Linked DNA regions of Homo sapiens: region 2 is linked to region 1. Evidence: read pairs that join two places in POLR2A ChIA-PET (ENCODE). Cell type or tissue: Panc1. All regions are shown on one strand. Links, peaks and the distances in the headings refer to the core of each region. The heading gives the core; the rest is flanking DNA. Region 1 overlaps THSD4 (thrombospondin type 1 domain containing 4). Region 2 holds the start of THSD4-AS1 (THSD4 antisense RNA 1).

Region 1 (8,340 bases), core at 281-8,280:
TTTGGTGGTTATCAGCCTCCTTCTGCATATGTTCTTGTGGCATCTCCAGGAGGGAAGTGTGGAGGGTGCCTGGGGCATCCGTACCGCCCTGGCTTCTTGGGCCTCTGCAGCCTCTGCCTGTCTGAATCAGCTAGTGGAGTATCCTGCCTCGTGGAAACTGGCAAGGGCTGCACAGGGGCTCCCAAATGAAACTGTGACTCAGGACTGGACAAGCGAATTCGAGTTCACACAGAATGGAAAGGTGTACTTTTTCCCCTTTAAAAAAAAAAAACACAAAGATTGCTACAACATGTTGGCATTGATTCATGCAGTCACTTTTTGTTCTGTACAAACAGTGGCCTTGGGGTAGCAGGAAGAGCAATGGGCAAAGGACACAACCTCAGTGCAAAAGCCCTAGCTCCCTTGGACCACAGTTGCATATCTAGAAAATTAAGAAATAACTTCCTCTTGTTGTGAGGTTCCGGCGAGATGCCATGTGTAAAGCACGTGTATCAGTGTTGGACATTCCACTATTGGTGACTGGGTGCCTGCTGTATGCTTATCCTCCAGGTAGAGCTTCCAGGAGCAAGTGGGACTGGGCGTGTGCAGATGTAGGGGAAGGGTGTTCCAGGCAGAGGGAACCACAGAAGCAAAGGTGCTTGGGCAGAAAATACAGGTGTTAGGAAACATCGGCGAGTGTCCTTCCTCTGGAGCAAAGAACTTATAAAGGGGAACAGTGTAGGACGAGGTTGGCCTGGAAGTTTGGGGCCAGATTATAGAGGGCCTCAAACAGGAGGCTAAAGAAACTGGACTGCCTTTTATGGGCAGTGAGGAGTTATTGGGGTTTGTAAGCAGGAGAGTAGTATGATCAGAGCTGAGCTTCAGGAAAATTAATCTGGCAGCAAAATCCTGCAAAACCTCTTTGGAACAAAAGGGGTGAAAATAAATAATTTGAAAATTTGGCAGTCATGTTTTCAAATATGTTCTGAAATGTGTAAGCTATAATATGTATTTTGAAATGATAACATCTTTCTTTTTCTGTTCCTGCACAGCAGCCAAATTCCTTGTTCATTCTTTATTTCTTTTCCTCATTCCCTCCCTCCCTCCCTCTCTCTCTCATTTTTCCTGTGTTTCTGTTTCTTTCATTGTTTCTCCTGGTTTCAGTGTGTCTTCCTTTCTCACTCACCCAGTCCCTCCCTCACTCTTTGCCCTGTTCTGTCTTTCATGGTTAGTGGTGTTTTGGAGGTGTGTCTAAACCGAGCCAGGGACTGCGAGTTCCAGGACAGTCCTTCAAAAAGGTCCATCTGCTGGTTTTTGTGCCCAGCATACCCGCTGTGAATGGACTACATTACTGAAGGCTGTGAAATCACCCAAATTTGATCTTCAACTCTCATCATACAAAGTATCGGTATTTTGAATTTGTAGGTGAATCATTTGTAATTCATGGGGGCAATGTTTCTACAATTGAACTTTCTGGACTCATCACCAAAAGGTTCAGTCAGCTTCTGTAACTTGTGGGTTAGCAAGTGGATTCTATAGATACGCCCCATGTCCCTGCCCAGGCAAACTTAATAAATGTGTTCAGACCTTAGGTGTTCATGGATTTAACTCACAGGTTTGTGATTCTTTGTGGGTTCCCCTGTGGGTCTGTGGCACAGAGTTGGGCTGAGGTATGAATCCGAGAAGTCTACTTTGCAAGACACATGTTATGGAAAAGGGTCATTTATCCTTATTGTTCTGCGCATTCATGCATTTGTAACAATGCTTGTTAATTAAAACATTGTGTTGTGTCTGTGAAAAACAGCCATCAGGTGAGAGCAACATTTAGTGAAATCTGAAAGTAGGGTTAACTTGTAGTGTGAGGCTATGCACAGGAAAACGCATATGGCTCTCCATAGAAATGTGATTCAAGCGAAAGCTGGGAGCCTCTATAAACATTCTTGTATTTGTGGATCTGGGAATTCAAGAAGGTTTCAGATGTATGCCTCAGGAATGTCAAGAGTCTGCTGTATATCCAAATTTACAAAACAGATAAATTATTGAATGACTATTCAGGTTGCAAAACGATTCTTCATTTTATTAAATATTTACTGCACATTTACCCTAGAGAAGTTCTTTAGTAAATATAGTACTTGATTTACAGAAATTCAGTGCGTATGACTGTTTCTGGATATATGTATTGTGTTAAGTGGGATCCTTTCTCCATAGCATGAAGAAATTTTAAGATAATCTTTTCTCCATTTGATAAATGAGTTTGTATATATGAAAGGCACTTGTTCAGTAATTATAGAGTTGGTTTTTTACCATGAGGAATTTTGTATCTTAGATGACTAATTTTCAAAACTGATAAAAAATGTTCCTATTTGTCGTGTTCAGCCATCAGCAGTTTCACTGTCCTTTGGCTTTGGCTCATGTAGTATAACCATTAAAACCCTGACTCTGATGTTCACCTGCTCCGGGACTAAAGGCCTCAGATTCCCCATTAGGGAAAGGAGGATAATAGTAGTATCCCCCTCAAAGGTTTGGGAGAAGATTAAATGAAATAGTTCCTACACCTGACACCTGGTATGGGCTCAATAAATGTTAGCTATTATTACTATTTACTGTTATTTTTCTAGTCCCAAAGATGAGGTCAGCTAACTTATGCTGAGTAATATTTTATTTCCAAAGGAGTGTTTTTTATTCAACTTTTCACATTTTGATTTTGTTCTCTCTGTGGACTATTGCGCATTTTCCCAAATGAGGAATGTTTGGCATCTCACTTAAACCGTGGCGTCCAGCAGTCACAGGAAATGCTGCCTTATTTGGTGCTTGGATTAAAAGTGTTCTCAGAGTTCACTGATTTATATCCCTGTCCAGCTGTACCATAACCTGGTATAGTTGTAAGAAATAAAATTTAAAAAAGGAAGAAATAGGAAAAAAGAAGACAAGGAGATGTGTTACTTGTTTGTAAATGTGAGGTTGATCCTGTAGCTGTCAACAGTCCTGTTTCTAGGGGTAGCCATTGCTTGTCCAGTGCTGCCTTGGTTCCGACATATCCTAGCTAAGCTCTGCTCCTTGACTTTGACGGTCCACATAGGCCAACACCCACAGTTAACCCACACTTACTTTCCCACCATTCCACTTTACACTCTACCAAGCACTTCACTCTGAACTTGCTCATGTAGTGACTTCTGCTAGGATTCCTGCCAGTGCTGTTCATTTACCCAGATTCTATCTAATCTTCAGGGTCCAACTCAAAGCTTACCAGATCCATGAAGGCATCCCCAACTACCTGACTCCTCACTGATTTCTTCCTTATTCAACTTGCGTATCCTTTTCAGCCTGGGCCCTATAACAGAGTACCCTATTTTAATTAATTGTAGTCACAATAATACTTACAAACATGCACATAAAGTTCTCTAGCCCCCAGAGGATTTTCATGTATATTATTTCTTTGACCTGTGAGGTGGGCAGGTTAGATTTTTTTTTTTTTTTTTTTTTGAGACGGAGTTTTGCACTGTCACCCAGGCTGGAGTGCAGTGGCACAATCTCGGCTCACTGCAGCCTCCACCTCCCGGGTTCAAACGATTCTTCTGCCTCAGCCTCCCGAGTAGCTGGGACTACAGGCGCGTGCCACCACACCCGGTTAATGTTTTGTATTTTTAGTAGAGACGGGGTTTCACTGTGTTAGCCGGGATGGTCTCCATCTCCTGATGTCACGATCCGCCAGCCTCGGCCTCCCAAAGTGCTGGGATTACAGGCGTGAGCCATCGCGCCCGGCCAGGTCAGATCTTTGTAACTCTGTTGTATACAGTTGCTTGGTCAAGCTCATATGGCCAATGAGACTAAGAACTTGAACACACCAAGTCTACCAGCCCTGTTGCTCACATATGGTTTTACGTCACTTATTTCTTGAATGTTAATATTAAATGTTAATATTATCTCCTTAAGTAGTCTGTAGTATTTTTGATGTTGAGAGAGATGTCTTTTACTTCAGAACCTGTTAATGGCGTTTGACCCTGAACCCAGCTCATTAAAGACTTGGTCCCTAATAGTAGTAATGTTTATTGAATATTTACTATGTGGCAGGCAGTGTGCTGGGCTGCTTTACAAGAAGCATCTCACACAGTCCTCCGAGCACTTCTGTAAGACAAAGGACATTATTAAGTTTAGGTTTAGGGAGGTTTAGCAACTTGCTAAGATCAGATAGATCCAACAGCTAGTAAGCGGCTTTAACTCATCACAAAGATTGGTCATCATGGGAAATTTTTTGCCCTATTTTTAAAATTCATATTTCTACATAGCTTAAAAGTGGAAGGTATCGTTGACAGTGGGCTGCATTGCTGGGTTTGGGGGCAAGGGGAAGATCTGCTCTGTTGAGAGCTCAATGCCCAGGGATGGTAAATGGAGACTCTGGTGGGGGAGGGAAAGAGCTAGCCCTTTGTCCTGTTGGGATTCTTTACTTTAGAAAAGAGCAGCCTTATGTATCTCTTGCCAGAATTTCACATTTTAGTTGGATTAAATTATGTCAGTACCATCATATTCTACTTAAACAAGAGGTACAATGCCTTTTCTCTTAAGTGTCCTTAGCTCTAGACTCGAATGGATGAGAACCCTGGAAATGTGGCCCCAAGTAGTACAAAGAAAGACTAGAGATGTCTACACATTCTTATGAATGCGTGTGGGATTTTCATTGTGCACAGTAGTGTATGCCTGTTTGTCTTAATAGAAAAATGCTTTTATATTCCTTGCTATTGAGGAAAAAAGATATGATTTTTGGATATTTTAAAAATTGGGTTGATAAAAAGAGTGCTAATGCTACATTATAATAAGTTCTGGGTCCAGGCAGCCTCTCTCTCTTTGTTGGTGTTATATATTGAGAACAGAAATTCATACACATAAGTGTTGGGGCATTCCACACAGGGAGATATTCAGCATGTTGCCAAAGAAGTGGTTCCATGCTACATTTTCAGGCATAGGAATTACATATAGGAATTTCGGTAGGTATTTCTTCATGCTGAGAAGCCAAGTTACTTCTATAATATCATGGACCCAAAGTGTTTCTGATTTCAGTAACGACAACTGTTGCTCTTTATTTTGACCCATGTAAATAATTATCTTGTCTTCACATGTAAATAACCTAACTCAAAGACTTACAGACCTCTGGATCTGAGCTCTTCATGAAAAACTCTCAAACCTTTTCATATTAGCTCTTCTTTGCAATGGTGGGTTTCAGCTATGAAAGAAAAAAGTTTCCTAAATAAGTCAATTTCTGAATAATAAAATAATTCATTGTATCCAGGTCTTTACTTTTGTGTTTTGAGAACATTTGTTTTCTCATTAAAAAAAAACAATTCAACAGTAAGTTTAAGAACACTAGTCATGACCTACCCAGTCCTTCCCCCTCCCCATAGCTAGTATTCGAGTGGATAAATAAAGCAAGCTTTCCTAGGAGGCACTTTTTATTGCAATGTTTCTACAAACTAATATTCAACCACTGTCTGCATTGACTCGTTTCTTTTTTTGAGTGTGTTGTTCTCTACTGAAGCTGTCTGTGCCTTCACCAGCCTCTGTCCAGGCTGCTATTCTCAATTTTAACCATCCGCTCTACATCTTCAGAGATGTAAGTACCATTCTTACTATGAATGGAATGGAATAATAATACTTGATTAAATATTACTCCATTAAATAATTTACAGCTAAGCATTTTGCACACTAATAAGCCTTCACAAATAATATTATAAACAGAACAAGCAAAGATCATTAAATGGACTCATCACTAATATAAAGCCTCCCAGCCAACTGGAAGGTCCTGTGACTATTCCTTCACTTGTGTCTGTTGAGTAGTTTAAAATGTGTTGTTTGGTGGTATTATTGATTTTTGGCTTGGCTGTCTCTTTTTGCTCCAAACCAGGATAGTTTGTGTCTACATGACAGGGCTTCACCAAATGTTCTCATGAATTGCGCTTCACCTCCTAAAGTGTTTCTGAAACTAACTCCAAATAAAATTTCAAGCAACTAAGTACTTCACTAATTGTTTTCCAATGAATTGTTCCAAACCCCAACTTTTCTCTTTTATTAAAAAACAGCCGGGTGTGGTGGCTCATGCCTGTAATCCCAGCACTTTGGGAGGCCAAGGTGGGTGGATCACTAGGTCAGGAGATTGAGACCAGTCTGGCCAATATGGTAAAACCCTGTCTCTACTAAAAATACAAAAATTAGCTGGGCGTAGTGGTGTGCACCTGTAGTCCCAGCTATTCAGGAGACTGAGGCAGAAGAATTGCTTGAACCTGGGAGGCAGAGGTTGCAGTGAGCCGAAATTGTGCTACTGCACTCCAGCCTGGGTGACAGAGCGAGACTCCGTCTCAAAAAAAAAAAAAAAAAAAAAAAAAAAAAAAATTCTAGTGATTTTTCTTTAAAAATGTGCGTAGTTTCTTTATTAATATCATTGCAAGAATTTTTTTTTTCATTCAGCTAATACTCAGGTTTTTTTCTACCAATTTTTTCAAAGTGAGGTTTAGGCGCATTTATATATCCACAGTGATAAACACTTTATTTGATGTATTTGTTCTACGCATCTTAGATTGTGACCAGTTTACTCTAAGTTGGGTTTGGGGTCATGCTTTTACTGTTGTTGTTACTATTACTGTTATCTGTTATCAATTTTATTTTTAACTTTTAAGTTCAGAGATACATGTGCAGGATGTGTAGGTTTGTTACATAGCTAAATGTGCGTCATGGGGGTTTGTTGTACAGATTACTTCATCACCCAGGTATTAAGCCTAGGATCCATTAGTTATTTTTCCTGATTCTCTTCCTCCTCCCACCCTCTGCCCTTCCATAGGCCCCTGTGTATGGTGTTCCCCTCTATGTATCCATGTGTTCTCATAATTTAGCTCCCACTTATAAGTGAGAACATGCAGTATTTGGTTTTCTGTTCCTGTGTTAGTTTGCTAAAAATGGCCTGCAGCTCCATCCATGTCCCTGCAAAGCACATGATCTTGTTCTTTTTTGGCTGCATAGTATTCCATGGTGTGTATGTACCACATTTTCTTTAGTCAGTCTATCCTTGATGGGCATTTGGGTTCCATGGCTTTGCTATTGTGAATAGTGCTGCAATGAACATATGCATGCATGTGTCTTTATAACAGAACGATTTACATTCCTTTGGCTATATACCCAGTAATGGGATTGCTGGGTCGAATGGTATTTCTGACTTTAGGTCTTTGAGGAATTGCCACACTGTCTTCCACAATGGCTGAACTAATTTACACTCCCACCAACAGTGTATAAGCATTTCTTTTTCTCCACAACCTCACCAGCATCTGTTATTTTTTGTCACTTTGATAATAGCCATTCTGACTGGTGTGAGTTGGTGTCTCATTGTGGCTTTGATTTACATTTCTCTAATGATCAGTGATGCTGAGCTTTTAAAAAATATGCTTGTTATTGTCAATTTTATAGTAGGGAAATTTCACTATAACTTTTGCTGATGTGGGGTTATTCCGAATTTTGCCTATTATCGTTCACATTTTTGGTCATGTATACCTCAAATTTTCAGTCTTTAACAAACAACATTCCTATGAGTAAACATATTCCTGTTTAAGAAGAATGATATTTGAGTCAAAGTCGTAGTCACAAAGAAATTAATACTAAACAGTGTGACTGCCTGGAAGATATGCCCGACAAAATGAAATACTTAGGATGTAAAAGTACAGGAGTAGACTTTTGGGTGGCTTAGTATGGCAGTGTTAGATGCTTGTCTTTACAGAAGGAAATGGGAGAAAGTTCATTGTTTTTATCATTTCATCATGCTGTGTTAATACTTGATATTTAGAAAATTGTACGTGTCCAAGAAAAACTGAAAATAATCTTATTATCCCATGATGTTTTTATATAAACCTACAGATCTAGACTTTTACCCATTGCTATATCTGTAATAAGCATTATGGAATAATGCTGATGTTCTTCCATTCTTTGATATGCATGAGGATATTTTTAAATTTAGATGTTTTATATCCAAAACAGTTCCAGACACTACCCGCAAAAATAATCAAGCTTCACGTGGTGAAGAGAACGAGGGATATGTTCCTGGGAAAAGCCCTTAGCCAGAAGGCTTAAAACCAGATAGAAACTTTAAAAATAGCCTTTTGTGAGGCAAATGTAACTTGCTGAAAATCGTCTTGCACAGTTTTGAAACTAGGATGAACCCCCTGCCACCCAGGAGTCCAGGACCACTCTGTGGTCTGATGCCAGGAGGATGTACTTGCATATTTCAGATGCTTCATATTTTGTTTTTGATGTTCTGAGCTGGTAGAGTTGGGTGCAGCTCTTCTTGGATTGATAAACCATGTTCCCAGATGTTGAATTCAAGAAGGA
Region 2 (8,340 bases), core at 23-8,022, 94 kb before region 1:
GTGGCTTTGAGAGCATTGTCCTTAGAGTGAAAAAAATAACAACAATATCTGTAGAAAGCACTCAGAGAAAATGAAGGCCATAAAATGTCAAAGTACAAATGAATTATGTAGAATCTTTGTTTGAGAATATTTCTGAGTAGCATCGAGAACATTCTGTTCTCTTCCTTTATTTTCTTCCTGTGCCTTTCACAGGGAAGACGTGTCACAGAGATACAGACCCGCAGGAGGAGGGCTTATTGTTTAGTATGGATTTATTCGTTGATTCAGATAATGCAGGAGGTTTATTGAACACCTACTGTGTGCCAGGCACTGGAGATATGCTGGTGATGTACCCACCCCTCCCTGGAAGAGCCCGGAGCCTAATGGGGAAGACAGGAATAAACAAGTGCAGTGCAGTCAGGAGGTGCACTGCAATGGTTAAAGTCTGGCCAGAGTTTGTGATCACAGAGGAGAGTGACAATGATGACAGTGACAACCAACGTTTGTTAAACACTTTCTGTATGTTGGGCACTGTGCTTTCTACACATTATCTATTTTTTAATCCTGGCAACAACTTTGTGTCGTAGAAGCTACTATTGTCCCCTTTATACAGAGGAAGAAATTGAGACTCAAAGACAACATTTCTAAGCTGAATCTTAAAAGCAAAGTAAGAATTATCCAGGGACAATTTTGTAATTAATAAGTAAGATGCAATGGGGGGAAAAGAGGCATTATCCACAGGGAAGAAGGAAGGGGCCATGATTCTGGGATGAGGAATAGCAAATACAAAGACATGGAGGAAATGGATGAGATGACCTTTGTGTGCCAGGGTGGCAGTGGGAGCCAGGGCAGCTGAACCTCATTTACACAACCTGGTCCTGCCCATGGTTTTGGGATTTCAACTGTGTGACCTGTTGTCATGGAAGAGCAACCTGTGTTTCCCAATACCCGACTTCAGCTCTCCTTGCCCCTCAAGTGGCAGAGCCACTTAATTAGATAATGTTCCCATGTGATTGGGGTGACGAATTCAACCTTGAAGTGGTTGTTCCAGTGACTCTGAGATTAAGCTCAACAGCTGGGCGTCTCTGGGAAAGCTGGCAGGGCTGGCAGGATCCACAGGGATGTTGAGTTCTTAGTCTTCCAAGCTGGACTTCAAGGGGCCTTGAGCAAGTCACTTAACTTCTGTAACATTTGCTTTGTCCTGCAGATGGCCTGAAAGCATGTCTGGTTCAAGTCTGTATTCCCAGAACCTACCGCAGAGCCTAGTACATGATAAACTGTAAAATGGGGATACCAGTTATTATTGCAAGGCATTTCAGGTGATTAATGATATTTCCAATGAAAGCCTCTAAACTGCTCAGTGAAAGGTAAGGAATAAATGAATAGTCCCCTTTCTCAAGTTTGCTTAATTAACTAGTCATCATTGATCTAAGTCTTTCTATTTAGAGTTGGCAGATATTCGTTGTACTAGGAAAACCATCTTAGCCTCTGCTTCATGCAATTTTAGTTTGCAGTGGGTGGGTACAAACGAAAGCAAACCAGAGGTAGAAGTTTTTTCCATACATAGGGCATGCCTAGTGGAAAAGCAGCCTTTTCAGCAGAGGAAGGCGGGTCGAATGTGCAGCAGGACAGAAAAACCCAGAGCCCTGATTGTGCCCATTGTCCAATGACTGCTCCTTTGCAAGGGCTGATCCCTGACATTGAATGGCGGGAGGGTGATGACTGCATTGAAATATCTGCTAATAGGCAAGGCCCTCCCTTCCTCCACACCCTTTCTCCTCCGTTAAAGACTTTCTGGAAAACAGAGCAAAAACAATGCGGCAACCCCAAGGGTTGATGAGAATTGCATTCTCCCTGCAGCTTCTATTACTCTTGTGCCTTTGTCCCCGTGGACTTGGTGAAGGGTATAGCTGTCAGGTGCCTCTCTTCCCTGGTGCAGGGTAATCTGGACTGATTGACTTGTCCATTGTCCTAAGGTTGGAGCTAAAAACAAAACAGGAAAAGCTGCTTGATGAGGATGAAGAGGAACTTGGTGGCCAAATGCTGTTGCTTTCCAGGCATTGGACACAAGGCTCATTCTCTCTGAGAAACTTACATCCAAAGGCAGTGACTTTGAAAGGACCGTGGCTGTGGAATTAGAGACAGATGCGTAGCTGACCATGAGTAGATATTAAATTGTATTAAACTATGCAAACCGCATTTCTCATGCAAGGCTTGTTTCTACCTTACATCAGCCCTTGAGCTGCATTTGCATTTCTATAGAGAACGAAATAAAAGCAGCATGTCACTTACTCATTTCTATTCATAACTGTGAGCTGTTATTCTAGCTCTCATCTACCCTACACAGCACTGCCAGATTAATCTTCCTGAACCTCCATCAACAGCGAGTTTGGTTCCCAGCATTTCACTGAATCAACTCATGTTTATAAGGCCCAGGTGCTGAGAGGGATATAAACAGACTTAAGACGGGACTAATTTTAAGGTAACCAGACATCCTGCTTTGTCTGGGACAATCATTGCTTATGCTTGTTATCCTGATACAATTATTAATAGTGCCTCTTTTCACTCTCAAAAGTGATCCTGATTAGACAATGAATTACAAGGTTGCCCTACTCATGTCTGTCAAGTGTTCATAAGATAAAAGGGGTGGAAAGGATGAAGGTAAATACGGTAATTTCAAAACAAGGTAGAGATTGGAGGTAGAGGAGTTAGGTGTTTGCAGAAGGAAGGGAGCCATTGAGGCTGAGAGTGATAGGGGAGGCTCATTTAATTCTAGGACTTGGCCTTGGCTTCGAAGGATGATGATGACTCAAAAAAGGGGAGAGAGGCTGGCGAAGGTGTGGGAGCCGTGAGAGTTAAGGGTGTATTCCATGACTCTCAAAGGGTCACCTAGATGGAGCTTCCTCTGGGAAGAGGAGAGCAGGAGCTGTGAGATGGGAGGGACAGATCTGGAAGGCTTGAAAGGCAGGTGAGGAACTTGTGCTTTACCCTGGGGGCTGAAGGAAGCCATAGAGATACTGGTGTGAAATAGCCAAGGTGAACAGGAGGATTCAACTGGTCCTGGCGTAGGACTGGTCATCTCATCACCAGTGAAGACAGAGGATCTGACCTGCAGAAGCTGCCTCCAAACCATCACACCATGCTGCCTGCCCCTCTCCCATGGCCTGCATGATTTCCTAGGTAAATTAAAAATTTTCACCCATGACAGGGTGAGGCAAATGGATGTTCTGGTGTCTTGGTTTCCAGAAGCCTCCAGCCAAGAGTTGACATGAGCTTGCTGTTTTAACATCAGTTAAAATAATTATTGTAGCATGATTTCTGACAGGAACAAAACAAAAGGATACACTTACAGGAGCAGGCTGTGCAGTCAGGACATGCGCGATCCTTCAGAGGGCCTTTCGGGAGTGAGTGACTCGCCACAGGGTGTTTATCTGTCATCCATATGGGGAATCATCTTCTTCATAATTTTGCTCAACTGGAATCAGAGCTAAGGCTCCATGTGCACAGCGGAGAGATTCATTTTGTCTTGTGCCTGCCTCTTCCTCCTTTCTTCCTTCCTTTTTTCTTTCTTTCAACTAGAATCATTGAGTACTCAACATATGGACACACCCTAAGCCAGCTGCTCTTACTCCGTGGTTGCCACAGCAACCCAGTCTCGTGAGATCAGAGCATCTTCATTTTGCAGATGAAGAAAATAAGCTTCTGAGAGGGTAGGAGAACTGCTGGAGGTGACCAGCTATATGCATTGTTGAGCACCTTGCCAGGGTAATTACATCAAGCAGGTCTCTATGAATAGTTTGATTATTTCTAGTAATGCTGTTGAGGAAATGAAACCAACAGAGAGCAATACTAGGTCAGTGGTATTCAAGCCTGACTGTGCATTAGCACCATTTCAGCACCAGGTGCTTAAAAAATACGTTTCTGGCTGGGTGCGGTGGCTCACGCCTGTAATCCCAGCACTTTGGGAGGCCGAGGCAGGTGGATCACAAGGTCAGGAGATCGAGACCATCCTGGCTAACACAGTGAAACCCCGTCTCTACTAAAAATACAAAAAATTAGCCAGGCGCAGTGGCGGGCACCTGCAGTCCCAGCTACTCGGGAGGCTGAGGCAGGAGAATGGCGTGAACCCGGGAGGTGGAGCTTACAGTGAGCCGAGATCGCGCCACTGCACTCCAGTCTGGGCGACAGAGCAAGACTCCGTCTCAAAAAAAAAAAAATACATGTTTCTGGGCTCTGTGCCCCAAATGTTCTGTTTTAGTGGCTCCTGGTGGAGCTTAAGAATCTGTGCATTGTTTTTTTAAGTCCGCTAGAGTAATAGTTCTTCAACCACAGTATGTATCCATTGTTAAAACACAGATTCTGGGCTTCCACCCCTTGAGTGTCTGATGCAGGAGGCCTCTGGTGGGCCTAAGCATTGCATTCCATACTGCTACTCTGAGGAGGATACTCAGAACTGCTGCGGGAGAGGCTGCTGATGCTCATCCCGCCCACGCACTGCTGGGGTGGAAGGCTCCTGGACTCTGCATGCTCAGATGGTTTGAGTCTATTTTGTGGAGGGCATGCTAGGATTAGAAGAGCTAGACCCGGGATGGCTACATATGAGCCATCCCCCCTTCCTCGAAACCTGGGGTAGACATCATTTACTGACCACTGTGCTCTTTTTAACTGAGTCCTGGCTCAAGGTCCCTCTCATCTCTCTGTAGCCTGCCCATACCAATCAAATGGTGTTGGCTCACAAGCCAAACCTTTTATTGTTTGCTAAGCTAGACATTCTAACCGACACTTCCAAAATCAGTCATTGAAAAATTCTGTTTGTTTGTGGAACGTGTGCCTTAATTGTTCATGAGAGGGAACCCCCTGGGGAGTGGTTCTTGACATTGGCTGCACATTAGAATCACCTAGGAAATTCAAAACAAAAAGAAAACCAGACTATTGGGCTCCCTTCCATGTCTGAGGTGGGCTCCAGCTGCTAGCAGCTTTATGAGCATTACAGGTGATTCTAAGGTACGGTTAGGGCTGACAGCTATCGGACTGAGGGGGTTGCTAGAAGCTGTGCAAACTCTAAAACTAGTTGCTAACTCCTGTCCTGTCGCTGAAGATTCCCCTTGCAGAGCATCCCCTTTTCTTCTATGCATCTCTTTATTTTTCTGACAAACAGAATAGAAAGGAGAAGCAGCCAAAGGCCTGTTGACACCATTTTTGTCTCAGAGGCTTCCTGACAGGAGGCTGAAATGGGTGGTAGCCACTGTCCTAGAATAGCTAGAAAGGAACCATTTTTCTGGAGCAGTTCCCAAAAAATTCGTCTCTAACAGCAGAAGGTGTCACTCCCCTCGCTTTCTTACCTTTTGTGAATTTTGGAATGCAGAAGGTCCCATCGAGAGGAAACGTTTTCACACAGAGACTCCCCAACTCTCAGCCCCATGGTTTTCCTCTCTGCTCAGTGCCAGCCCTCCCAAATTTAGACTCGCGTCCCCCTTCATGGCTGCCACTCATGCTTTACTAAATTGCTCTTTGTGGAAGTCACCAACACACCCTAAACAGCAATTCTTCTCTTTGTTCTCCCTGAATCATCCGACTCTGTTGATCACTCTCTCTGTTCCTGGGAACGTAATTTTTCTGCTTCCTCTCCATTCCTTCTCTGTGTCCTTTACTAACCTCTTTGCCTTCTCCTGCTCCTTAGTGGGAGCATTTCCCCAGGGCCACCATCTTTGTCCCATAGCACTTTTCTACACACCGTCCTTCCCCTGGGATCCCTTCCCCAGATCCATGGCACAGGTCTGACTGATGTTCTGAGTCCCAGTCTCCCAACAGTGTCTGTAGAACTTCTTGTGCCCACCAAATTGGCCCTGTCTCTGGACTCCCCTATTTTTCTTCTGGGCACCAGTGTTTATGCTGATCTCCTAGACCTGGGCTGTTGGTCGCATTAAACTCTGTTATCCGGTTCATGTCTGGTTTGCCTTTCCTTTGTGCTGCCTCTCACATTGGCCATTCGTGCCTTTGCCCATCTGTTAATTATTTGCTGCGTGCCAGGCATAGTGCTAAGTACATCTGTTATTCTACTTAAACTTCACAGCAACCTTATGAATCAGTAGGCAGGATTATTATCATCCCTGTTTTATCTCTGAGGAGACAGCCTTTGAGATGGATAGGAACCTTGGCTGACTAGTGGTGGAACAGAAATTCAAGCTCATACTGAGCCCCTGAGCTCTCACTCTTCAGTGCTGTACTTGGTTGTTCCCTCCTTGCCGCAGCCCACTGTTGCAATCTCATCTCCTTTTACCCTTCCACATATGAGTCGGCCCCACATGAACCGGTTTACTCCCAGGTCTCCGGGTCTCTTCATTCTTTTCCTCCTCTATATTTTTGCCCAAATCCTTGGTGATATCTGATACCCCAAGGGCAGCACCACCTCCTATGCTTTGCCTTCTTCTTCTTCTTCTTTTTTTTTTTTTTTTGAGATGGAATCTCACTCTGTCACCTGGGCTGGAGTGTAGTGGCACGATCTCAGCTCACTGCAACCTCCGCCTCCCAGGTTGAAGCGATTCTCCTGTCTCAGCCTCCTGAGTACCTGGGATTACAGGTGCCCACCACTATGCCCAGCTAATTTTTTGTATTTTTAGTAGAGACGGGGTTTCACCATGTTGGACAGGCTAGTCTTGAACTCCTTACCTTGTGATTTGCCCACCTCAGCCTCCCAAAATACTGGGATTACAGGTGTGAGCCACCGCACCTGGCCTTCTTGACCTTTCCAAACTGTCCAAATTCCAAAAGCCTTTTTTTGATGTGTACTGTCTTGTGTTTTAAATTCCTTTGGTGGATTTATTTATTTATTTATTTATTGAGATGAAGCTCTGTCACCCAGGCTGGTGTGCAGTGGAGCCATCTCAGCTCACTGCAGCCTCCACCTCCCAGGTTCAAGTGATTCTCTTGCCTCAAGTACCCGAGTGGCTGGGATTACAGATGTGCGCCAACACGCCTGGATAATTTTTGTATTTTTAGTAGAGGCAGGGTTTCACCATGTTGGCCAGGCCAGTCTTGAACTCCTGGCCTCAAGTCTGCTTGCCTTGGCCTCCCAACGTGTTGGGATTACAGGTGTGAACCACCGCGCTTGGCTCCTTTGGTGAATTTTGAAGTGAACCTGTTCTCGACAGTTTTTTTCCAGGTATTTCAGCATTATTCTCCTAGACGGGTTATAAACTCTTTAGGATAGGAACTAGACTTATTTCAGTGTCCTGCAGTTCCTAGCATGCTTCCTTGCTAGAGCTGACCTTCCTAGAGTTGACTTATTTTGACTTCATACTCTTGTCCATGACAACTGTCTGTGTGCAGGACAATATGAATAAGGATGTGAGATGCTGCCCTACCCTCGGGGAGCTGTTCTGCTAAGGTGCCCGGATTCCCTAACAGCCCTCTGCACAGCTGTAATCTCTTGTTAGATTAGTTTTCCATCCTTCATGGGAATCGTTTTTCTTCCTACGTTTCTGTTTTTAAAGTTTGCATAAAATGGAGACTTGGCTGCACACCAGGGAGGTTTAGGAGAGAAATGAGCAGTGGGACCTCCCCAGCCAAACCTGGCTGCAAACCGCTGACTGCACAGGAATACGAATGACTTCTAGTGGGATGGGCGGGGATCCTGGGGGGATGCTCTTCATTCCTGCTTTTGATCAGGAGCTGGGCCAGCTTTGGAAATCTGAGTGTTGGCACAACTCTCAAATGGTCCTGCTGCTGTTATTGTCTGGGGTTTCTTACTGGGCGTCCACACTCAGAAAGGACCCCCTCTTTCCTGTAAGCTTGCTTCTCACTGACTGGCACAGCTTGGTGATTGGGGTGGTGGTAGAGACGTGGGCCATACGGAACTAGGAGCATAATTTTCACAAGCACTTAAACTTGAACAGAACAAGATTAGCAATATTAACACGCATTACACTGAGATATGACGCACAGGGAAATACCTCTAGGTACCCTTGGGATAACTGTAATGATACATGACTTAGGATTTCCAGATCCTCCTAGCTGCTTGGACTGTGGTTCCAGGCCCAGGTCACAGAACCTTGGTTACCTAAAGGAAGAATGGCCAGGGTTGGTGATATGGTTTGGCCCCCATCCATATCTCATCTTGAATTATAGCTCCCATAATTCCCACGTGCTGTGGGAGGGACCCGGTAGAGATCATTGAATCATGGGGGTGGTTCCCCCATACTGTTCTCACGGTAGTGAATAAGTCTCATGAGATCTGATGGTTTTTCTTTTCTTTTTTTTTGAGACGGAGTCTCGCTCTGTTGCCCAGGCAGGAGTGCAGTGGCGTGATCTCGGCTCTCTGCAAGCTCCGCCTCCCGGGTTCACACCATTCTCCTGCCTCAG

Evidence for each region. ChIA-PET counts read pairs that join two places held together with the same protein. Peaks named below come from ENCODE experiments on the same cell type or tissue, not always from the same donor. Only the 100,000 strongest peaks of a DNase experiment are listed, where the experiment ranks them.
Region 2: POLR2A ChIA-PET joins it to region 1 with 16 read pairs; 2 of 35 experiments call an interaction of 5 or more read pairs at or near these places.

Annotation. Positions count from the first base shown.
Region 1 is chr15:71,279,526-71,287,865 of GRCh38, forward strand. All of the region lies in intron 6 of THSD4 (thrombospondin type 1 domain containing 4), which reads left to right. LOC124903521 (a long non-coding RNA gene) reads left to right here. Exons shown (of 2, transcript XR_007064701.1): 2 at 1-8,340. Among named protein-coding and RNA genes, the nearest start is that of THSD4-AS1, 95 kb to the left of the region's middle. In Panc1, for the core only: no CTCF peak of the experiment used is centred there; no DNase peak of the experiment used is centred there; H3K27ac peaks cover 1,106 bases.
Region 2 is chr15:71,185,487-71,193,826 of GRCh38, forward strand. All of the region lies in intron 3 of THSD4 (thrombospondin type 1 domain containing 4), which reads left to right. It overlaps THSD4-AS1 (THSD4 antisense RNA 1), which reads right to left and starts at 3,573. Exons shown (of 3, transcript NR_120351.1): 1 at 3,330-3,573; 2 at 1-20. In Panc1, for the core only: no CTCF peak of the experiment used is centred there; no DNase peak of the experiment used is centred there.